Linked DNA regions of Homo sapiens: region 1 is linked to region 2. A link is a loop called in an ENCODE intact Hi-C map of the cell type or tissue named here. Cell type or tissue: mammary epithelial cell. All regions are shown on one strand. Each heading gives the region's core, and the rest is flanking DNA. Links, peaks and the distances in the headings are about the cores only. Region 1 overlaps RBFOX2 (RNA binding fox-1 homolog 2). Region 2 has its middle 36 kb from the start of APOL3.

Evidence for each region. Hi-C counts contacts between places; a loop is a spot of excess contacts. Peaks named below come from ENCODE experiments on the same cell type or tissue, not always from the same donor. Only the 100,000 strongest peaks of a DNase experiment are listed, where the experiment ranks them.
Region 1: it touches region 2 in a loop (3-fold over the local background); 12 of 110 quality-filtered maps call a loop at or near these places.

What each region holds. Positions count from the first base shown.
Region 1 is chr22:35,734,601-35,746,485 of GRCh38, reverse strand. It overlaps RBFOX2 (RNA binding fox-1 homolog 2), which reads left to right. Exons shown (of 14, transcript NM_001349999.2): 12 at 1-13; 13 at 491-563; 14 at 2,237-7,750. The coding sequence ends at 2,281. Among named protein-coding and RNA genes, the nearest start is that of APOL5, 23 kb to the right of the region's middle. In mammary epithelial cell, for the core only: a CTCF peak has its summit at 6,639; a DNase peak (open chromatin) is centred at 4,055; H3K27ac peaks cover 764 bases.
Region 2 is chr22:36,118,351-36,130,235 of GRCh38, reverse strand. No RefSeq gene overlaps it. Among named protein-coding and RNA genes, the nearest start is that of APOL3, 36 kb to the left of the region's middle. RefSeq lists a silencer at 5,931-6,000 and an enhancer at 5,941-6,235. In mammary epithelial cell, for the core only: a CTCF peak has its summit at 6,064 (motif pointing right); a DNase peak (open chromatin) is centred at 6,105; H3K4me3 peaks cover 273 bases; H3K27ac peaks cover 308 bases.

The DNA.
Region 1 (11,885 bases), core at 2,177-10,176, 380 kb after region 2:
CTTACAGTGACGGGTATGTACAGAGACAGTGGTGAGCTTTGGGATGCATGAGAGCTGTTCCATCCCAAAATGTCACCCATTTTCCTCCCTTCACCATTTCCACAGCAGCTCTTAGCACATCGGGCATCTTGCCAGCCTGGGCTTTCTGCAGACCTCTTGATGGCCTCTGTCATGCCTAAAGCACAAGGCACCGACTCTGTCCTCCACTCCCTCTTTCTTGTTCTCATCTCTTCTTTGACTTTGACTCCAGTCCCTCTCTTCCTCATCTCCAACTCCTTTCTTTTCCATTTTATGGAAGTACTTCAGATTTTTTTCAGTTATTGCATTTGGGAGTAGAAATAGAAAGGTTTTTTCCTATTCCTTGTAATTCCAGTTTCCTTATGATAATCCAAGACCAAGTGACTCACAAGTCTTAAAGCACAGTAATCCCTTTAATTTTTTTAGATCATACACTTTTCTTTATCTGTCTGATTGTGTTTCTTCTTTCCAGTTATGGCAGGGTGTACACAGCCGACCCCTACCATGCCCTTGCCCCTGCCGCTAGCTATGGAGTTGGCGCTGTGGTAAGTATATAATATACCATTGCTTTATAAAACCATTTCATTCCTTCTTTTACCCGTAGACTACAGAAGATCTAGGGAGGTAGTAAATTCAGCCTTTCATCCACCATCAAGGTATTAAAGCCACATAGATCTACCTGGAAGTTTCATGTCACCCTCTTTATTTGTGTGTTATTATAATGTGAGCCACATGGCCTAGTTAAGGGCAGCAGAAAGGAATGATCATTGATAATATGCCCCGAGTAGTGGCATGATTTGCGAGAGAAATAGGGGAACTGGTGAATGTTTTCTATTGGTTCAAATGTTGAGTGCATACCTGTGGCATAGTTTCATTGATAGGTGTTGGCAAAGGAGCATGGAGCATAAGGCTGTAGTATTCACAGTAAGCTTTTCAAAAACTTAAGTTTCAAATGCAAATCTAAAGGATGTCTCTGCTCTTCCTAAGCCTTCTGGTAGATAGTACTAGAAATTCCTAAGTGAATGCTTTATAGGATATTTTATTATTGATTATTGATAACAATTGTGGCAAAATATGGTGTTGTTGATAGAAGTATCGAAGAAGTCCATAGAACTAGCATAATTTCTTCTGACCAACCACCTCACTGCAGTATTATTGTGTTGGCTTGGATGCCTCCAGTTTCAGTGATTAGGACTCACAGGCTGCAACAAAGACAGGCCATTCCACAGTGACACCTCTGCCAGGGCTTTCTCTCTAATCCAAAATGCAACTGGGCAACTACCTCTGGACATGGGTAGAGTTGTTTGAAAAGGAGACAGAATGAAATGTAAAATGTAAGACCTAAAGGAATATGAGAAAGCTACTTCTCACACCAAATTTCTACTGATGAAGATTTGTGGAAGGAAGTAATAGGGGGCCCTGAGGGAATATATGTTTATAAATGAAGTAGAGCATTACAATATAACGGCAGTGGTAGAAGTGCCTGAGGTTGTATTTCGTCCTAAAATGATATAAGTCCTATGCTAAAAGAATGACCTGAGAAAGATGCATTCCTGGGAAACTTCTAATTGAAAGAGATAAGCCATTAGATAAAGTCATTTGATAAACATAAAGGAATAAAGCCTAGTTAAAACCCCAGCTAGATATGTAAATGTGAATATGTCAAGAAACAGCCTAGTTGGTGTGCTTCGTAGATGATAGAGGAAACAGACTTTATTAAAGACTGGCTCAGGTTTAGATGTGGCACCATCTCAAACATGGGCTGTGACCACACATGGCAGGGATCGTGTCAGAAGTAACGTGCACTGCCGATGGGTCATATGTGAGAAGGAGAAACTGGTGATCTGTTTTCCACCAGGATTATAAGGCTGTATCAAGGTAAACAAAAACCTGTGCTTTTAAAAATCAAACTCTTTGCGGAACTTGTTTTCAACTGTGTATTGTTTCCCTTCTGTGCTAATTCATGTAAATAATGAAATAAAATGTCGTCATACTCTCCTTGAGAATATCAGGTCAGCAATAAATGTGTTGGGCTCTGGTCTGAGCACCTTAGAAGCAGAAGTTGGTTTCCTGACTTCACTGCACAAGGCAATGCTTGATCAGTTGCTTTGAGGCTTCGAAGCAGGCTGTTTCTAGATCCCTCTCTGGACATTTTTCTTCACTGTTAATGCTTCTCTCATCAACCTTTTAATTATTTTTATCTCTTTAATTACTGCAGGCGAGTTTATACCGAGGTGGCTACAGCCGATTTGCCCCCTACTGAAGTGACGTGAGACCCCTGCAAATGGGACAGCCCCCCAGTTCATGAGGCCTGGCTATTGCAATATTTACTAGTAGAGGAACTCTATAGCAAGATGAAGAGGAAAAACAAACAAACAAACAAAAAAAAACACAAAAAAAGAAAGAATACTTTTTTATACCTCACTATGTTCTTTGAATATGTATTTTTCCTTTAAATTTCTGCCTTTAATTCTTTTGTTCCAAAGATTGTGCATTTTTTTCTTTTTTTTTTTAAACTGTGGTAAAAAAAAAAAAAATAATGCATTTCCATGTCTGTATGTCCGTGCTTAGCTTATTCTATCAATCACGGAAGAGGCAGTCAAGGAGGAAGGAGAGACATTAGGAGCCGATAAATGCATCTGATCAGAAATCAGCAGACAGAATTACCAAAGTGTATCTGGTGCTGAATGACTGGGGGACAAGCAGAAGTGGAAGAGATCTTTCTGCAACAGGATATTCTTCTAGTCTTCTGAGTTTCTGGTCTTTGACAGGCAATTCTGGTTGGCTGTGGCTGGAATCCACATGCTGATAGATAGGAATTTGTGCTTACAAAGCAGGAGAATTAAAAAGACGCTTTCCTCTCCTCTTCCCTCCTGTCTTCTCCGTTCTTTTTACAATCATCTTACACGCACAGCCTGAGACAGCTGGCATAGTTTTTGGAATTATAGTATTGATATTTCCAAACGTGCTCTCAGACAGTGGATAATAAACACCTCATTAGGAAACCGATCTCAGAATGAACTCTGGAGTATGAAAAAGATCATTTCTTTTTGTTCCTGTAACCTAGCATTCCTTCTAGGCTTCTTCTCCTTTAATTGAACCACAGCTTAGCTCATGTATTCTTTTATTAACACCCTGCTCTCATGTCCATAAGATTCAGGAATTTAGGACCCAGGGACAGAAAAGTGAATAAGCCAGTGACCAGATTTCCCCCAGATGTCTTGAGGATTAGAAGTACAAATTGTTGACAGCCATTAAAGAGGGTGAGGAAGGGAAAAGGAATATTAGAAGATCTGGTATTTCTTACTTTTTTCTTGCCTCAGAAAGTACAAAGTTTAAAAAATAGAATAAAGAATCTGCTGGGGAAAGATAGAGTACCAGGTCCTAGGTCAGTAGTCCCTGGAAGTTTTGGTGATGAGGACATGGAAGGGCAGGCAGAGGCACTTTGTACTTGCTCCAAAGCCATAGGAATTTTCATCTTCCAGAGCCTTTATGAGTCACTTCTCTATCCACAGTCTTGAGCCTGTGGCTATCCCGCTGAGCTTCTCACTGTCCTCCAAAAACACCCCGCTGAGCACCCGGACCACTTTGTACACATTAACACTACAGGACATAAAATGCAGAGGCCCTGAGATTGCTGCCCTCCCATATTGGAAGGAGGGTCTGCGATGGCAAGGGTCTTCTATATCACCAGAAAGAGTCGCGCAGTGAGTCACTGCCGTTGCCATCTGGCTGTAATTTTCTATGTTATCAAGGTAGGAGGGAGTGTTTCTCTTCTAGCTGTTAGATAGAACTGATAAAAGCAAGTGTCCTACAGCATTTCCCAAATGAAGGCATTAGGAAATAGAAAAGCACGGTCTTTTTGGCTCCCTGGTCTAGTCACATTGGTACTAGGGTGACCTTTCACCCAAGGGACAGCTGCTAAAGGGAGTAATTCAGAGACATGGAGCTTCTGGTTATGGGTTTGTTTTGGGTTTGTTTTTAACTCCTGCCTCCACACATGTTCTTGACTGATAACTGACTCATGTCCCTGAATTAAAATGACTGACCTATGACAGCATCAAGCATTCTTTGTAAGCAGAGTGATATATCTGAGAGGGCGTTGACCTGTTGTGTAGAATACATATCCTTTCCCCCTTCAGAATCCTGTCTCGCCTCGTAACTGGGAGAGAGGCTGTGCCTGAAACTAGGGGCGATGTCAAGGAAGCTAGAGGCCTCGATGCAATTATTACTGACTCTGGGGAGGAAGACAGAGAATAAGGGGACACCAACTGCCCAGTCCACTGGCCATTTTTAAGGGTCCCCCCACCCCAAGCCAAAGTTTGGTTTGTTGCTGTTAAGACAATTTTTGTTGTATGTATATAAATATTTTAGTTAGAGGAGCGGGGAATGGGATGCGGGCTTTCACAGTTCTAGGGAATGGGGGCAGGGAGGATTTTGCTTTTGCTTTTGCTTTGAGGGAGAACTTTAGCTGACTAAAAAAACAGAAGTTTGGGGTCATGATCACAAAGGGGCCATTCCCAAAAGATGGCAAGCCACGTATTCAGTGGAGACTAGGCCAAATTCTAAATGGTTTTATCCATAGCAGGGGAGAATAGGAGAATGAGTTTAAGAGTTTTTCTCTTCTTTTTTCCTAGAAAGAGGTAAGGATAATGGGAAAGGTAGAGAAGGCGGCTCCCACAGACCTTTTAAGAGAGGCAGAATCTTGAGCTTGAGGCACCTTGAGTGCATCTCAGTTCAGCTGGTTCTGGCTGAGGCCTCCAAAGGCAAGCTCTGTGCTTTCCAGTGGTTTCTGCTGCATTTCCAGGGATGGTGTTTAACACCGCTTCCTCCAGCTCCCTTTTCTAAGAAAGAATAAATGGAGTTCTGCTTTTTATGAAAGGGTCTTTGGTTTTCAGTGTCAACACTGAGAATTGGGGCTCTTGCAAGCATCTGGATTTCACAGTATCAACCTCCCCGTCACCTTTTGAACTTTGAGACTCCGTACGGTCAACTTCACCAGAGGCAGGTTGCTCGAAGCAGCACTGCTTGTCTGTTCCTGACTCTGGTTCTCACTGTATTAAAAAAGAGAGTCAGAGGAGTCTGGCATTTCGTGAGTTTGTTAGAGGATGCTGGCTGATAATTCCAGAAAACTTACTGATGCTAAATCACAGTACATGCATGATTCTTTTTCAGCTTTACTATAGTTCATGACCTGGACTTTCTGTACTCTTGGAAGCTGGGCTCCTTAAAGGAGGCCTCTAGTGAACACCTTTATCTCCATGTCCCTCTTAGAGCCCAGAGAGCTGCCCATAGGCATTTTCCAGAATTCCTCATGTCACCTAGTTCAATTTCCATTAACTCAGATCAGCCATTGTGATTCACCATTTGTCAGGCTCTCAGGTTTAACAAAACCTACTATCACCATCATCCTTCAACAGCCACAGTCTGAATTGAGCCAACATTTTTTTTTCTTTGAGAAAGAAGTGGACTGGGGCACAACTTTTAGTCTGAGGGGAGCTAGTGGAAATCTAGACAATAGAAGTCATCGATAGCAGCTTTTCCTCAAATGTGTGACTCCTCAGGGGCTAAACTGCTCTTAGCTTAGAATTATGCTTTACTAGAGATCTAGCAGATAAGTGGGTTAATCACTACCATCCTGTAACTAGTTATATAGCTTCCAGACATGAGGGAGACATCAAACAGGGATGGAAGCAACCCCAAGGATATGCAAGAAGGGCATGATGAACCCCCTTCCCTCTGGCAGGAGAACAAGGCCAACCAAGGGACAGACTGGAAAGCACTTAGATGTTTAAGGAGGAGAAAGGGGAAGCTTTGACCAGTCCTTGCCTTTTGCCAAGTTCAGCCAGTTCTCCGCTGCTTGCAACCTCTAGCGCAGTAACATTTGCAGAATTGCAGATTTTCCCCCAGATACTAGGAGGAAAGGGACTTTGGGGGGTGGGGAAGGGGTCGTGGTGTTTTAAAAGCATAAGTTACCTGTTTGCACTGTTTTAAGATAGGAAAAAAAAATAGTGGGCAAGGTGAACATCAGACGTAAATTTGTGTGTTTTTATTTTGTCATGCTCTTGAAAATGTTTGACCATTTGTAGTATACACAGTGAAACTTGATTCTCTGTTGCATAAAACACTATATTTTTTTGGAAATGTTACTGTCCAAAAGCCTCTTCCCTCCCTTTCCTTTTCCTATGTACTTCCTTCATACTTGCTTTACTGATCAGCCAGGCAATAGCCATCCAAGAGCTAGAGCATGAAACAGGGCCCTTTCCAAGTAGGCTCTGGGTGTCCTAAGCCAGCGTGTGCCCTCTGGTTTAGTGAGTGTAATAGAGTCCCTGGCACCTTTCTTTGCAAATGAGGCTAACAGACCAGACTGCAGCAAGTTATCAGATTCCTCAATCAGATGCACTAGGAGTGAGGAGCCCAGGGATGGAGGGGGTTCCTGAAGTATTGCAGTTGGCTGTAGTAGCTGAGTTCTTTTCCATGTTACCGAAACTGTAGCCAGTTACAGTTTACTCAGGAAAACGGTAGATCAATTCAGCCATGGTAGTGCTGGTTGGCAGGGATTGGTAACGGAGAGAACTGCTCATCAGCCAAAACTCAAGCCTTGCCTTTTAGGAGGCCACCAGCAGAGGGACTTGGTCCTCCTTGTCTGGTACTTGTGTACATGCCGGTGACCTGAGGACTCCACTCACACTGGCGAGCAAAAAGGGAGCAGTGATTCTCTTTTCTCTCCCCACCCCCTGCCCTTTGTTACCAACACCAGTTTCCCAGGGGGTACATGAGTTTCTGAATTTTTAAAAAATGTTTTTGGTTTGGTTTTTCTGGGGACTGATAAGTGCTTTAAGCAATGTCCATACCCCGTCAAGACTCCCAGCTTAGTCATTTTCTTGTATTTTTCTGTTCACAGTATTTGTGTGTGTGCTTGTTTTGGCAGCTCATTTTGGCTGTATTATATATTGAGTGATGAATTGATCCTCTTTTTTCCCTAAGGGATATGAATTGTTTTTCTTGTGTTATATTCTGCTTGTGAATAGCTGGAGCAAACCTGGGGCTGACACGCGTAAGCTAGGGCTGCAAAGCGAGAAGAGAGCCGGTGGAGTGTACTTGTCCCTGACAGGCTGACCTACCTGAGTCTCTGAGCTTTTCAGTCCAAATCTTTGCAAGGCTCAAAATGCCACAGAACCTCTCCTCTTCTCCCCACTCCCCATGGCAGGGACCGGACCATCCCTACATGCAACATGCTGTTCCTCCAGCCCCTCCCATTGCCATGGCAAAACAGGTACCTTTGGGGCATGGGGGCATTACATGGGATGCTTGTGTAATCGACCACCTAGCCTTCTCTCTCCCCTCCCGTCCTCCCCCAGAATCACTTCCTAGGACACCCGAGCTGCTTGCCCAGGGTCCTGTTTCCCTGCTAACTCCAGAGAAGCATCCCAGGGCTTTGTGACAGTCTCTAATTCCCTTCCCTTCTCGTTAAGAATCATATTGTATAGTAGCTTTCAGACCATACAGTATTCATTGGGTTACTCCTATTATTATCAAGTAGCTGGAATTGTGAAGGTCGGAGTAGTTAGATCTTTAGCTTTTATTCCTTATTTTTTTGTATTACTCTCCATGTGTATAAATTATTGATCATGTTGCTGGCTTTTATAAACTCTAAGCGAAGGAGGAGCACTGCCTCAGCCTTTGCACATGGTAATGAAGCACTGTTTTTAAATAAAAGAGAGAAACACCATTCTTTGGGCTGTGTGTATTAATCCTCGTTCCCTGTTGCCTCTGCCTGAGGCTCCAAAGATACCACTTGGATTTGACTTTTTAAGCGGGGGGCGGGGGGGACAAGAAGGAAAAGTGCCAGGCGTTCTAAGGTGAGACGTTCTAAATGGTGATGAGAAGCCAGAAGGTAAGCGTGTGTCAGCTGCTCTCAGCTTCCCCAGCTGTGAACTCCAGTCTGTCCAAAAGCTGCTTCTGAAATCTTTCAGCTTCACTTCTTCACCGTCCACCCTCCCCTAGATTCAACTGCTGCCTTTACTGTACCACAGACACTGTCCTTGCCAGGGGCTGTGGCCCCACTTGACCTTATCAAAGTGTTATTTCCCTGCCTTGCCTCCTCTGTCCCTGCTGCCCCTGGCTCTCCGGCTGCCACCCAGGCTCCTTCACTTTTTGTTCAGCCATAGAAAATATGTCCTGCCTAGCCCTTTCCTCCCTGTTTCTTTTCTTTTTTTCCCCTTGAGACAGGGTCTCACTGTGTCGCCCAGGCTGGAGTGCAGTGGTGTGATCAAGGCTCACTGTAGCCTCAAACTCCTGGGCTCAAGTGATCCTCCCACCTCAGCCTCCCGAGAAGCTGGAACTACAGGTGCACGCCACCACACCCGGCAACATTTTTTGTAGAGATGGGGCTACACTGTGTTGCCCAGGCTGGTCTCGAACTCCTGGCCTCAAGTGATCCTCCCACCTCAGCCTCCCAAAGTGCTGGCATTACAGGCATGAGCCAGCACACCTGGCCTCTTTTCTTTCTTACCTGTGCTGAAACCCATCCCTTGCTGCATTTGTTTCGTTTCTCAGCCAATAATTCCCAAATCTCTGAAATTCTCCATAATCCATAAATCTCTAACTCCCTTCACTTCACCATATGAGATCATCATGCTTCCTATTTCACAGAATATGGAGGTTGTCAGACATAGTCTCCCTGAATGAAGTTTCCCTACCAGATCTACAAGCCTACTTGAATTCCACACAGGGTGTCTTTCCCCTTCTCTCTCGTTCTATTAGAGGCATTCTTCACATCACCGTGAACCCCACACCTGTGCTCTGCATCCCAGCCTTTCCCACCTGCTCGGTGCTTTGCTTCAGTTTCCTCCCTTGCCTGGTTTGCCTCTTCCTCTCAATAGTCCCTTTGGCACTTAAGCGTGCTTAGATCTTAAGTTAAAAAAAAAATTGGAAAATCTCAAGTTATTCCTTGTACTCTTTTTTTTTTTTTTTTTTTTTTTTTTTTTTGAGACAGGGTCTCACTCTGTTGCCCAGGCTGCAGTGCAGTGGTGCTATCTCGACTCACTGCAACCTCTGCCTCCCAGGTTCAAGCAATTCTCTTTCGTCAGCCTCGTGAGTAGCCGGGATTATAGGAATGCACCACCAAGCCTGGCTAATTTTTGTATTTTTGGTAGAGACGGAGTTTCACCATGTTGGTCAGGCTGGTCTCAAACTCTTGACCTCAAAGATTCACCCGCCTCGGCCTCCCAAAGTGCTAGAATTATAGGTGTGAGCCACCACACCTGGCCCTAAGTTGTTTCTTTTGTGGCAAACTTCTGGAATAAGTTTCTACCGGCTGACTCCAATTACTTGATCTTCACCCTGTGGCTGCCTGCCTTCTACCTCCAGTACCTGGAAGCAGCCCCTGAGGATGACAGTGAACGGATGCTCCTCTGTTCACCTGCTTGACTGCTGAGTGTTCCCAAGGCTGCTTCCCTTGTGTGTTGGACTGTGACAGGCCAAAGTGAGCGAGTACCTCACCACCACCACCCACTCCAAGCTGGCACGTCCTTGCCCGGCCTCGTCTTATCTCCTAAACTGGTCTCCTTGCCTCCACCTTTTCTCCGACAGCTCTCCATCGCCGAAGTTTGTTCTCTCGACAGCCTGTTCAATCGGATTGTGACGTGCTTTTGTGCAAACTTCTTTGGCTTCCCATCCCGTAGCCAGTTCCAAGTCCTTATTTTGGTCTACAAGGCCCTGTACAATGTGCTCCCCTGGTAGTTTATTTGGTGTCTGTCTTTCTGTACTAAAATGCAGGCACCTGGAGGTCAAAGACTTTGTTCTGTTGGCTGCTGTATCTCCATTTGCCTGGTGCATTGTAAGCATTCAGTACCTATTTGTTGAATTACTGCTTTCCATTTTGGATGTAAATGATGCACTTTTCAGCCCTGCCTTCCTCCACATTGCCACCCCTAGTAACAACAGTGGACATGAGTGTGGAGCGCTGTTGGTGGCACTTGCCCATTTTCACTCCTTTCATCTTCCCAGCAGCTCTGTGAGGCGGGTGCCCCCTGAGGCACTTCTGTCTGCAGCTCCTGCTCCTGCCTTCCTGCTGGGTTTGACAAGCATGCAAAACCTGGATTGCCCCTTCCCCAGGCCATTTCTGGGGGTTGTGTTTGCAGCAAGAAAACTTGTATCCCCTCAGGACAAACAGCAAGCTTGCTTACTACCTGTTATAAAAGAGGTGGATCCCCTAAGCTCAGTGCTCCTCAGCTGCAGCGCAAACCTACTACCTGCGCCACATCTATCCAGGCCTGTGGGACTCGGGGGCTCATGGAACTGTTCCATATGCTGGTGCTCATGCTGCCTGCTGCACTGTGAGTAATAAAGTCCTTTGCCTCTCACCGAGTCGTGTGTCTTCCACCAATATCCGTGAAACAATAACAGGCTAATGCATCAGCTTCTAAGGAAGGAGAAATCAAAGCCTATACCTGACAGTATTGTTATTCCTCTGTTAAAAGATGAAGCTGGACGCATAGAGAGATTAACTAACTTTCTCAAAGTCACATAAGTAGGAAGTTGCAGAACCAGGATCCAAACCCAGGCAGTTGCTCCCAAGTGTATGCCTTTAACCTCTGACTGCTAGTGTTTCTAAGTGCTGCTCTTGTGGAAACCCCACAGAAATCAGAGCCAGCACTGCACTCCTGTCTCTGGCTGCCTCTCTGCCTCTTGTAGGCTCCTCTTCCTCCAGCTCTCTTTTAAATCTTGTTATTCCTCTAGGGCTCAGTTGTAGGCCAACTTCTTCCCATACTCCACTGAAAAGATCACTGTTGAGACCCATTTCTGCCTGTAAGCTAATGACTCTTAAATCCAAACTGGAGTTCATAAAGCTTTCCTAGAGTCTAGACTCACGTCCAGCTGCAGCCCCACAGGCTTCTAAAATTCAATATGCTTGAAATAAACCCTTTTTCTACTCAAAACCTATGTTCCTGTCTAGTCCATTTGAGCTGATAACAAAATACCATAAACTGAGTAATTTTTAAATAACAGAAGCTGGCCAGACGCAGTGGCTCACGCCTGTAATCCCAGCACTTTGGGAGGTGAGGTGGGGGTGGATCTCCTGAGGTCAGGAGTTCAAGACCAGCCTGGCCAACATAGTGAAACCCTGTTTCTACTAAAAATACAAAAATTAGCTGGGCATGGTGGAATGCTTTCTGAGCCTGGATCCGCGGGTCTCGCACAGTTTCACACAGGTGGAATGCTTTCTGAGCCTGGATCCGCGGGTCTCGCACAGTTTCACACAGGTGGAATGCTTTCTGAGCCTGGATCCGCGGGTCTCGCACAGTTTCAGACAGGTGGAATGCTTTCTGAGCCTGGATCCGTGGGTCTCGCACAGTTTCAGACAGGTGGAATGCTTTCTGAGCCTGGATCCGTGGGTCTCGCACAGTTTCACACAGGTGGAATGCTTTCTGAGCCTGGATCCGTGGGTCTTGCACAGTTTCACACAGGTGGAATGTTTTCTGAGCCTGGATCCACGGGTCTTGCACAGTTTCACACAGGTGGCAAGTTTTCTGAGCCTGGATCCGTGGGTCTTGCACAGTTTCACACAGGTGGAATGTTTTCTGAGCCTGGATCCACGGGTCTTGCACAGTTTCACACAGGTGGCAAGTTTTCTGAGCCTGGATCCGTGGGTCTTGCACAGTTTCACACAGGTGGAATGTTTTCTGAGCCTGGATCCACGGGTAAGCCGATGAGTAGTGCAGAGAGAACTGGTCTGCGGGAGGAGAAAGAGGCCAGGTGGAAAGTGAGGCAGTGAGCTCTGTGGGGAGGGACAGGGTAGACTGCCCAGCGCCAGGCCTCTCTTGAGGTCAGCACTGAACCTACCTCCAACCTTTCACCTTACT
Region 2 (11,885 bases), core at 2,263-10,262:
TGAGATGGAGCAGGGCCCTATGGGGTGAGATAAGCGTCTGAGGAGCAGGCTGCAGGGAGGAATGTTCCAGCTGCCACTGAAGCAACACACGAGGCTGAGGCTTGAAAGCTCAAAGGCCGAGGGAGCCGTAGCTTTGGGAAGGAGCAGCTGATGGGGACGATGGGTCACCTAAGCCGAGCTGTACCCTCGTCTGCTCCACCTCGAGTTTGAATTCAACAAGTCTATTGCTCCAGTGTTTTCTGAATTATCTGCATATTCAGAATTCAGCCTGCGGAGCCTCAGCTCTTCTGAATATTTAAATGACGCTCAGTTGCGATCTGCATCTCTCATCATGGTGTCTGACCCAAAGATCACAAAGCTGAAGTCTAGCAAATGACAGGAAGAACTAAGAGAAAGTGCTGCTGCAAAAAGAGTTTAATGAGAGGTAAATGGGAGGGAATGTTGGCCGGAGACCACAGAATGGAAGTGGAGAAACAGATGATTCATTCATTCATCCAATCATTCATTTATGAAGCACTCATTGACACCCCTTCTTCTTCGTGCCTTGCACTCACTGAGATCTATAACAAAGATGAGTCAGAGTCCTGTCCTGTGTGGAGCTCAAAGTCAAGATGGGGCACACACACAGATGACAATGCCATGGGACACAGGCTTCCAGTCATGGCTTCTCCAAGTTCATCCTCCCCCTGTCCCAGCCTCTTCCTTGTGCTCTACTAATACTTTGAAATGTGCATAGCTTCCCCATACCCCCTACGATGCTCCTTCTCTGTGTCTCTATATGTGTCCTTGCCAATACCATCCCGCATACCTGGCCTTTCCAACCTTCCCCGTGAGTTCCCAGAGTCCGTTGTATCATTCTTTTTTTTTTTTTTTTTTTTGAGATGGAGTTTCACTGTTGTTGCCCAGGCAGGAGTGCAGTGGCGACTGGGAGTAAGACTTCGGGCCAGTGTGTCGTCCTGGAAACCCAAGCTGGTTCCCTGCAGGAAAGGAGGCTGGACAGTGGGTCATGGCTGGACTCGGGCTGTCCTCTGAGTTAGCCAGTGGAGCAGCGGAGCTGAGGTTGAGAATAGAACCAGCCAATTTATTTCCTCTATGTGATTTCTTTCTTTTTTTTTTTTTTTTGAGACAGAGTTTCGCTCTTGTTGCCCAGGCTTGAGTGCAGTGGCACGATCTTGGCTCACTGCAACCTTTGCCTCCCGGGTTCAAGCGATTCTCCTGCCTCAGCCTCCTGAGTAGCTGGGATTACAAGTGTGTGCCACCACGCCCGGCTAATTTTGTGCTTTTAGTAGAGACAGGGTTTCACCATGTTGGCCAGGCTGGTCTCAAACTCCTGACCTCAGGTGATCCACCCGCCTCTGCCTCCCAAAATGCTAAGATTACAGGCGTGAGCCACTGCGCCTGCCTGGCCTCTTCTGTGTGATTTCTGTTTCCCTTGAGAGTATGTGTTGGATACTAGAGGGAGGGTCTGGTTAGAGCTCAGTAACAGGGGTCCTTGGGTTGTTGGCGACCAGCATCACCAGAGGTGATAATAGCTGGATCTCACTGGCCTGTGATCCTTGTGGGGTACGGAGGAGGATGGCTTCCCTCTCACCTCATCCTCAAAGTAAAGCCTTTAAAGAAAGAAGTATTGTCCCCATTTGACGAAGAAGAAACCGAGATGCAGGAGGTTTAGGTAACTTGTCCAAGGTAGAAAGCCTGGATCCAAACCCAGGTTTATCCGACGGCTCTTTTGGAGTCCTTGTTCCCCTGAGGAATGGAGGGAGAGGTGGGAGAGTGAAGATTCTCCAGGCTCAGCATGGGTTCCCAGACTACTTGGGGTATGGCCAGGTGACCTCAGAAGGCAGCAGCCGTGGGCCACGTGCATTTCTCTGGGCACTTTGGAGGAAGCAAAGGAGGTAGAGGTCAGACATGGAAGACTGGAGACCTGGCCCTTTGTCCCAGTGACCTGGTGCCATGGGAATGGACTTGGGTGGCATCATTAATGTGATGTGGGTTAGAACCACCCCCAGGAATCTGCCCCCGTCTAGGCTACCCCTAGGATGCTGCTACTAAGGCCTGACAGGGGAAGAGGATTTTTTTTTTTTTTTTTGAGACAGAGTTTTGCTCTTGTTGCCTAGGCTGGAGTGCAATGGCGCGATCTCGGCTCACCACAACCTCCGCTTGCCAGGTTCAAGCGATTCTCCTGCCTCAGCCTCCTGAGTAGCTGGGATTACAGGCATGCACCACCATGCCCAGCTAATTTTGTATTTTTAGTAGAGACGGGGTTTCTCCATGATGGTCATGGATCTCCTGACGGGGATCTCCTGACCTCAGGTGATCCGCCTGCCTCAGCCTCCCAAAGTGCTGGGATTAAAGGCAAGAGCCACCGCGCCCGGCCACAGGAAGAGGATTTCTTTTGAGATACAAGAAGCCCAGAAATTGTTTCATCCACCTTGTCTCTGAGCACCTCCTCTTTCCTGCAGGGAAACTGAGGCTCTGAGAGAGGAGTGACTTGTCCAGGGTCCTGTGATGGGAGACTGAGCAGGTAAATTGCAGGACTCCACCTCTCTGGCCCTCTGTTCAGGCCTGTGAGGTGATGAGGGAAGAAAGGGACTGTGCTGTGTGTCCTGAAAGGGAAAGATGGCCCACACTGAGGGGGTTGTGTGGGCGCTGGGTTGGTGGGAAGGATACGTTGCAGAGTGGTGTTTGCAGCATGATCCCAGCTTTGCAATCATAAGATTAAAAGCCAAACTGTAGGGGACATGTTCTCAGGATCTCCTGGAGCTATGTCATGGGGAAAACAAATAGAAAATAAATTTTAAAAAAAGTAAAAGAGAGAAAGCCAAACTGTAGACATGTGAGTGTAACTTTGAGAGTGTGAGCTTAGACCTCTGTGTTTGTCGAAGCAGAGACAAGCCAGGCTGCTACCAGTGGTTGGGGACAATTAGTTGGGGATGGAATAGAATCCCATTTCCTACTTTAGAAACTTTGCGATTGGCCGGGCGCGGTGGCTCATGGCTGTAATCCCAGCACTTCCGGAGGCCAAGGCAAGAGGACTGCTTGAGCCCAGGAGTTTGAGACCAGCCTGGGCAACAACGTGAAACCCCATCTCTACAAAAAATACAAAAAATTAGCCAGGCATTGTGGCTCGTGACTGTGGTTCCAGCTACTGGGGAAGCTGAGGTGGGAGGCTCCCTTCAACCCGAGGAGGTAGAAGCTACAGTGAGCCATGATCACACTGCTGTTCTCTAGCCTTGGTGACAGAGTGAGGACTGAGACCCTGTCAAAAGAAAGAAAGAAAGAGAGAGAGGGGGAAAAAGAAAGAGAGAGAGAGAGAGAGAAAGAGAGGAAGGAAGGAGAGAGAGGGAGGAAGGGAAGAAGGAAGGAAGAAACAAAGGAAGGAAGGAAAGAAGGGAGGGAGGGAGGGCAAGGGAGGGAGGGAAGGAAGGGGAATGGAGGGAGAGAGGGAGGGAGGGAGGGAGGAAGGAAGGAAGGAAAGGAGGGAGAGGAAGGAAGGAAAGGAGGGAGAGGAAGGAAGGAAAGGAGGGAGAGGAAGGAAGAAAAGGAGGGAGAGGAAGGAAGAAAAGGAGGGAGAGGAAGGGAGGAAAGGAGGGAGAGGAAGGAAGAAAAGGAGGGAGAGGAAGGAAGAAAAGGAGGGAGAGGAAGGAAGAAAAGGAGGGAGAGGAAGGAAGAAAAGGAGGGAGAGGAAGGAAGAAAAGGAGGGAGAGGAAGGAAGAAAAGGAGGGAGAGGAAGGAAGAAAAGGAGGGAGAGGAAGGAATGAAAGGAGGGAGAGGAAGGGAGGAAAGGAGGGAGAGGAAGGGAGGAAAGGAGGGAGAGGAAGGAAGGAAAGGAGGGAGAGGGAGGAAGGAAAGGAGGGAGAGGGAGGAAGGGAGGGAGGGAGGGAGGAAGGAAACAACTTTGGGATTTTTAAAATCACATTTTTTTTTCTTAAATCTCAGAGTGGGAATGAGACTGAGTTGGAGTGGAGTTGGCCTCCACTCTGTTTACTAAGAGCTGTGTGTCCCTAGGTAAGTCACTTTCCCTCTCTGGGCCTCAGGTTTTTTACCTGATAGATGGGCTTAGAGTCTCTTCTGCTGATCCCCCAGGGTTGCAGGCAGCCAGTGAGGTTCTGAGTACTGTAGAGGGGATGCTCTCAGCAGTAGTGGCGGTGGTAGGGAGTTGGGATTGCAAACCCAGAGGCCAGCAGAGGCCAGGCAGGAACTGGATTGAACTGGAAACTCAAGCTGTCCACTTGGGTCCAGTCAGGATGGATACTGATAGAAGTGGGGGTCTCATGTTGCCCACCTCATGTTTAAGAAGATTCTAGAATTATAGATTATTTGATGTGAAATTTCCTTAAATGTAAATGTTGGTAAATAAAGTAACTATTTAAACGATATACATGCAAACACACATTTGCACACACACGCCTTACACACAATGGCTGGTCAGATTTAGTGCATAGCCAGCCAGCTGGTTTTCTGCTTTGGAATTATAGGCTGCTAATTTTTTTATTTTTTCTAGACATGGTCTTGCTTTGTCACCCAGGCTGGAGTGCAGTGGCGTGAACACAGCTCATTGCAGCCTTGACCTCCTGAGCCCAAACAGTCCTCCCATCCCAGCCCAGCCCAGCAAATAACTGGGATGACTGGCATGTACCACCAAGACTCACTAATTGTTGTATGTTTGTAGAGACGGGGTTTCACCATGTTGCCCAGGCTGGTCTCAAACTCCAGAGCTCAGGTAATCCGCCTTCCTCGGCCTCCCAAAGTGCTGGAATTACAGGCATGAGCCACCGTGCTCTGCCTAATTGTATTTTATTATACTAAATGCAGTTTCTTTTGCCTTCTGTATCTTTTCAAACCCTGGGTGGTATTCCCCCAGCAAGAGTGAATTCTAGTTTACCTACTACCTATGCCTGTATGCTTACACTTTCACTGAATTTCTTTAAATTTTTAAATAATATTAGGAAGAAAATGGGGCTGATGAGCAGCTCTTGGGGCACTAGAGGCCTTCTGGGTAGCTGTCATGCCTTGAACGTTTCTTGAGCGTGCCTTCTCCAGCCTCCAGTGAGCACGAGGTCTGCATTGGCAAACAGATGTCCACTGTCCTGGGGACAAGAAAGGTGTGAGTCCTCCATGGCAAACAGAGAAGGAAGGAGATGTCTCCTTTCCTGAATCAGCTTATTGGGATAAACAGGAAACCCACAGAGGCTTTCTCACCAAGGCCAGCGTGTTTAATAGGCCTGCATCTCACCTCTGAGGATCACAAAGTGTGTGAGCAGCGTCCCAGCAAGGAGACACCGATGCTCATGAGGATTCTGAAACCTCTGTTCGCTGTTAGGAAATGCTCTTGACCCATGAGTGTTCCTCTTTCAAGATCCTCCAGCATTGCCAACCCGTCCAGCAAGAAGGGGAGAGATCTCATAGCACGGGGGCTTGACTAAATTTGAGGAGTCGAGGAAGTGACGTTTCAGCTAAGACTTTTTTTTTCCTTTGAGACAGGATCTCGCTCTGTTGCCCAGGCTGGAGTGCAGTGGCTCAATCCTGGCTCACAGCAACCTCTGCCTCCCGGGTACAAGCGATTCTCCTACCTCAACCTCCCCAGTAGCTGGGAGTACAGGTGCCCGCCACCACGCCCAGCTAATTTTTGTATTTTTAGTAGAGACAAAGTTCCACCATGTTGGCCAGACTGGTCTCAAACTCCTGACCTCAAGTGATGCTCCCGCCTCGGCCTCCCTAAGTGCTGGGATTACAGGCGTAAGCCATTGCGCCCTGCCTCCGCTAAGTCTTCAAGATCGGCCAAGGGATGATGAAGAAGGTTGGGGAGAAGAGCGGGGATGAGGGGAGCCCAGCTGCAGGCCGCATATTCAAAGACTTGTGGCTGGGAGGGAGGTCCGGAGAAGAACTGAGTTCTAGAATCTGAAAGACGGCTAGCATGGGTCAGAATGGAAACTAACCAGACCACAGTGTCAGCCACTCAAGCTCCCCTAGCCAAGCCTCGTGCTGAATTTTGAGGGCTGCAGTAGAAAAGCGGGCGCACTGCGAGCCCTGCGTGTTGCCAACAGCCTCGGCAGAGCCAGGAGGTGGCGCTGTCGGCACACGCATCGTGCTGTCGGCGCTGCGCAGCCGCAGCCCGGGACCTTGGAGGACAGGCGGTCGGAGCCGCTGCTGGTGACGTCAGCAGTTTTACAGAGGCACAAAGCCGGAGCAGGAAGAGTAAATGTCTGCACCAGGAAGGAGCCAGGGAGGCCAAGTTGAGAGCACTTCAGAAGAAGTGAATAGGTTCAGGAATCCAGCAGCGCCGGAGGGGTGGAGCCAGGGAAATACTACTCTGTGACAGTTTTGCTCATGAAGTGGAGTGCCAGGAAAACACAGCGTCTGGCCGGGCGCGGTGGCTTATTCCTGTAATCCCAGCACTTTGGGAGGCCTGGGCGGGCGGATCGCTTGAGGTCAGGACCAGCGTGGCCAACATGATGAAACCCCGTCTGTACTAAAAATACAGAAATTAGCCGGGCGTGGTGGTGCGCGCCTGTAATCTCAACTACTCGGGAGGCTGAAGCAGGAGAATCGCTTGAACCCGGGAGGCAAGTCAGCCGAGATTTTGCCGAGGCGCAATCAGCCCAGATCATGCCACTGCACTCCAGCCTGGGTGACAGAGCAAGACTCCGTCTCAAAAAAACAAACAGAAAAAAAACACAGCGTCCAGGCAGCTCCACCTTCCATGTTGAAAGCCTGTGACTGCCACATTCTAGCGGGACTGGCTTGTTTGCCTGCAGAACGGAATGGCCCCGGGGTCTGTCTGGGTCTGGGTCCAGATGAGAAAGGCGCCCAGCCTTCCTCTGGCCCCAGCCCTGCACATTGACCAAGGATGGATGGCCCTCCATACCAGGCACCCCGGCTCCTCCTCATTCCCCTCTGGCTTCTCCCTTCCTCCTACCGCCATGCTGATCCTCCATCCTTCTGGCTCTGGGCAGTGGTTTTCAAAAGCACTGTGGTGGTAGTCACTGGGGCTGTTGGCCACATTTGTCTGGCTTTTCCCCTTTCCAGATGCACAGTGGGATTATTCTTCCTGGTCTCCTTATGGTTGGGTGGGAATATGTAACCAGTTCTGGACAAAAGAGTTTTGAATGGAAATAATATGTGTCATTTCTAAGCCACAGCAATGAATGCTGATATAAGACCCTTTTCCTCTACTGTGGCAACCAGCAATCTTCCAGAAAGTGGTTGCTCCATGATACTGAGTCCAGGAGGGAAGACAACCGGAGCAGAGAGGCACCTGCCCCATGATGGACATGTAGCGTGAGCAAGAAGTAGCCTTTGCTGTTGTGAACCACTGAGATCGGGGGCTTGCTTTTTGGTGGTTTTTGTTTGTTTGTTTGGTTTGTTTTTTTGTTTTGTTTAGTTTTGTTTTGTTTTTTGAGACAGAGTTTCGCTCTAGTAGCCCAGGCTGGAGTGCAATGGCGCGATCTTGGCTCACTGCAAGCTCCACCTCCCAGGTTCAAGCGATTCTCCTGCCTCAGCCTCCCAACTAGCTAGGACTACAGGCATGCACCACCATGCCCGGCTAATTTTGAATTTTTAATAGAGACAGGGGTTCACCACGTTGGTCAGGCTGGTCTCAAACTCCTGACCTCAGGTGATCCGCCCGCCTCGGCCTCCCAAAGTGCTGGGATTACAGGCGTGAGCCACCGTGCCCAGCCTAGGGGCTTGTTTTTTACTGCAGCATAACCTAGACTATCCTGGCTGATATAAGCAAAGCTGCTGGAAATCAGGAAGCTGTTTGTAGAACACTATGAAAGGTACACAGCTTTAAATCCTTAGATGAACTAGAATTGTTATTAACAATGAGTATCACTTATTGACCAGGCGTGGTGGCTCACAACTGTAATCTCAGCACTTTGGGAGGCTGAGGCAGGCGGATCACCTGAGGTCAGGAGTTCAAGACCAGCCTGGCCAACATGGTGAAACCCTGTCTTTACTAAAAATATAAAAATTAGCCAGGTGTGGTGGCACACGCCTGTTATCCCAGCTACTCGGGAGGCCCAGGCAGGAGAATCATTTGAACCCAGGAGGTAGAGGTTGCAGTAAGTCGAAATCACGCCTCTGCACTCTAGCCTGGGTGACAGAGTAAGACTCGGTCTCAAAAAAATAAAATAAATAAAATAAAAAAATAAATCAATGAGTATCACTTATTGAGCACCTACTACGTGTCAGGTATTACACAAGGTATACTAGGTTTTTTGGCAAATGTTTTCTCATTAATCCCCATCCTAGCACTGGGATTTGGCAATACTGGCCTATTCGGTATGATTAGTCTGAGGCAGTGAAACTCAGGGAAACGGACTCAAGGTCATGACCATAGCCTCTAAGTGGTCTTAATATAGCCTCTAAGTCATGACCATAGCCTCTAAGTGGAATTGAGATTCAAATGTAAGGATCTCTGTCACCCAAACTCTCATTCTTTCCACTCCTAGGCTGTTATCATATAAAAAGCAGGACTAGGCATAGTAAGGGGAAAAAAAAAACAAACATTTTAAAAAGAAATTATCTCTTAACAGGAAAAACATTAACATCTGCCATTTTTCTAAATTGAATGTGAAAGATGATCCTGACAGGCTGAACAAAGATGCTTGCTCTCTGTTGTGATGTTTGACAAGGGAATCTTCCTTCATTTTCTCCTCTGATGAGCCTCTCTACCAGATAAGCAGCAGCAGGAACCAAACGTTTAAGAAAAATGTAAAGACATTATTTTGTCCATCACTTAACATTTTTATGAACAAGTTGGGAGGTAGCCTGCATGAATGCCTCTGTGCAATGGAATGAATGGCCGGAGATCTCACCATCCCAGGATGACTTTGGGGAAGGAAGACCCAAACAGCCCACTATCACATGCTGTCCTGCCTGCCTCAGGCCTCCTGTCCTTCTCTCCCTTGTGACCTGCAAACTAACCTTGAGGACTCATGTCAACTGTCACTGCATTGGAAGCCCTCTGTGATAGTTAATATTGAGTGTCAACTTGATTGGATTGAAGGATGCAAAGTATTGTTCCTGGGTGTGTCTGTGAGGGTGTGGCCAAAGGAGATTAACATTTGAATCAGTGGCCTGGGAGAGGCAGACGCACCCTCAATCTGGGTGGGCACCATCTAATCAGCTGCCAACACGGCTAGAATTAAGCAGGCAGAAGAACTTGGAAGGACTAGACTTGCTGAGTCTTCCAGCCTTCACTCCCTTCCATGGTCTTTCTCCCGTGCTGGATGCTTCCTGCCCTTGAACATCAGACTCCAAGTTCTTCAGCTTTTGGACTCTTGGACTTACACCAGTGGTTTGCCAGGGGCTCTCAGGCCTCCGGCCACAGACTAAAAGCTGCGCTGTCAGCTTCCCTACTTTTGAGGTTTTGAGACTCTGGCTGGCTTCTTTGCTAATCAGCTTGAAAACAGCCTGTTGTGGGACTTCACCTTGTGTTCGTGTGAGTCAATACTCCTTAATAAACTCCCCTGCATATATACATCTATCCTATTAGCTCTGTCTCTCTGGAGAACCCTGACTAATACAACCTCCCTTTCCTGCCAGGCTGGGCTCCTGTCTGCCTCATTCTCTTGCCCTGTTGCCCAGGCTAGAGTATAGTGGCACCATCATTGCTCACTGCAGCCTCGACCTCTCAGTCTCAAGTGATTTTCCTGCCTCAGCCTCTGCAGTAGCTAGGACTACAGGCATACGCCACCATGCCCAGCTGAATTTTTTAATTTTTTGTAGAGATGGGGTCTTGCTGGTTGGCCAGGCTGGTCTTGAACTCCTGGCCTCAATCGATCCTCCCACCTTGGTCTCCCAAAGCTCTGGGATTACAGGCATGAACCACCGTACCTGGCCTCATTCTGTTTTTTTAAATTAACATTTTTATTTGCATTTGTACAAAGTAATCCAGAGAGATCCCATGTACCCTTTACTCAGTTTCCGTTAATAGTAACATCTTGGAAAAATGCTAAATGTTGGCATATAAATTAAGCATTTAAATGTCACATATGCAAACACACAAAGATTTAATACACAACTGGCCAGTTTTCTCCTTTGGGGTTATAGGCTGCTAATTGTATTTTATTGTACCAAATGCAGCTTTAGCCTCTTCAATATCACAACCAGGATATTGGCATTGATATAATCAAGATATAGAATATTTCTATCACCACAAGAATCCCTCTTGTTGTCCTTTTATAGCCTCACCCACTTCTCTCCCACCCTGATCCCTACTTTAGCCTTGGCAATTGCTAATCTATTCTTCATGTCTATAAGTGGGTCCATTTAAGAATGTTAGATAAATGGAATCAGCTGATCCGAAGGTGCCGCGTTATCTCAATTGATTGTTCAGTCACAGCAGATAAAACTCCTTGTTCTACTCTTTCCCGCTTCTCATGACTACACTTAACAAATCTTAAAAATAAATAATTTTCCAGGCACGGTGGCTCACGCCTGTAATCCCAGCACTTTGGGAGGCCAAGGAGGGCGGATCATTTGAGGTCAGAAGTTCGAGACCAGCCCGGCCAACATGGTAAAACCCTGTCTCTACTAAAAATACAAAAATTAGCTGGGCGTGGTGGTGCACGCCTGTAGTCCCAGCTACTTGGAAAGCTGAGGCAGGAAAATCGCTTGCACCCAGGAGGCGGAGGTTACAGTGAGCCGAGATCATGCCACTGCACTCCAGCTTGGGTGACAGAGCGAGACTAGGTCTCAAAATAAATAAGTAAATGGCATCATAGAGTACGTAACTCTTGCGGATTGCCTTTTCGCAGTTGGCATAATTCTCTGGAGAGTCATTCAGGTTACTGTGTGCATCAATAGTGTTCATTCCGTGCTGTTGCTGAATTGTGTTCCATGATGTGGATGTGCCACAGTCTGCTTAACCATTCACCTGTTAAAGGCTTTGTTCATTTTTTAATCACCAGTGCCTTGTAGACAGTTACTGTACTTGCATGTAAAGTACGTCCTGAAGAGCAACATTAGCTGTGATTAGGAGTGTAGGCTCTGAAGTTTGACTCCTGGCTCCAGAACTTACTATTCATGTGGGGTTGAGCAATTTACTTAACCTCTGTCTGCCTCAGTTTTCTCATCTGTAAAGTAGGATAGCAGTAGTGCCCATCTTATAGATTTGTCATGAAAATTAACTAAATCTACATGTTATGTGTTTAACCCAAAGTCTGGCTTATGGTAAGAACTCAATTATTCTTATTAAATAATAACAATAATGAATAATAATATAATAACAATACTTAATAATAAACATTCACTGAACTGAATCGAAAACCTAATGAGAACATTCAAATTTGCAAAATGTTCAAATCAGGGGGTTGTAGCAGATTGTAAAAGGAATAATTTGGCCAAGTGTGGTGGCTCATTCCTCTAATCCCAGCACTTTGGGAGGCCAAGGAGGGTAGATCACTTGAAGTCAGGAGTTCGAGACCAGCCTGGCCAACATGGTAAAACCTTGTCTCTAGTAAAAATCAAAAACTTAACCAGGCATGGTGGTGGGCACCTGTAGTGCCAGCTACTTGGGAGGCTGAGACAGGAGAATTGCTTTTTCTAGAGCATTCACATATTACTCTCTAAATAACAAGCTTCACCAGACTCGTTGAAATAGAAGCATCTGAGGCCAGGCACGGTGACTCACGCCTGTGATCCCAGCACTTTCGGAGACTGAGGCAGGTGGATCATTTGAGGTCAGTAGTTTGAGACCAGCCTGACCAACATGGTGAAACCCTGTATCTACTAAAAATACAAAAATATTAGCCAGGTGTGGTGGCGCATGCTTGTAGCCCCAGCTACTTGGGAGGCTGAGGCAGGAGAATCGCCTGAACCCAGGAGGTGGAGGTTGCAGTGAGCCGACCGAGATCACGCTACTGCACGCCAGCCTG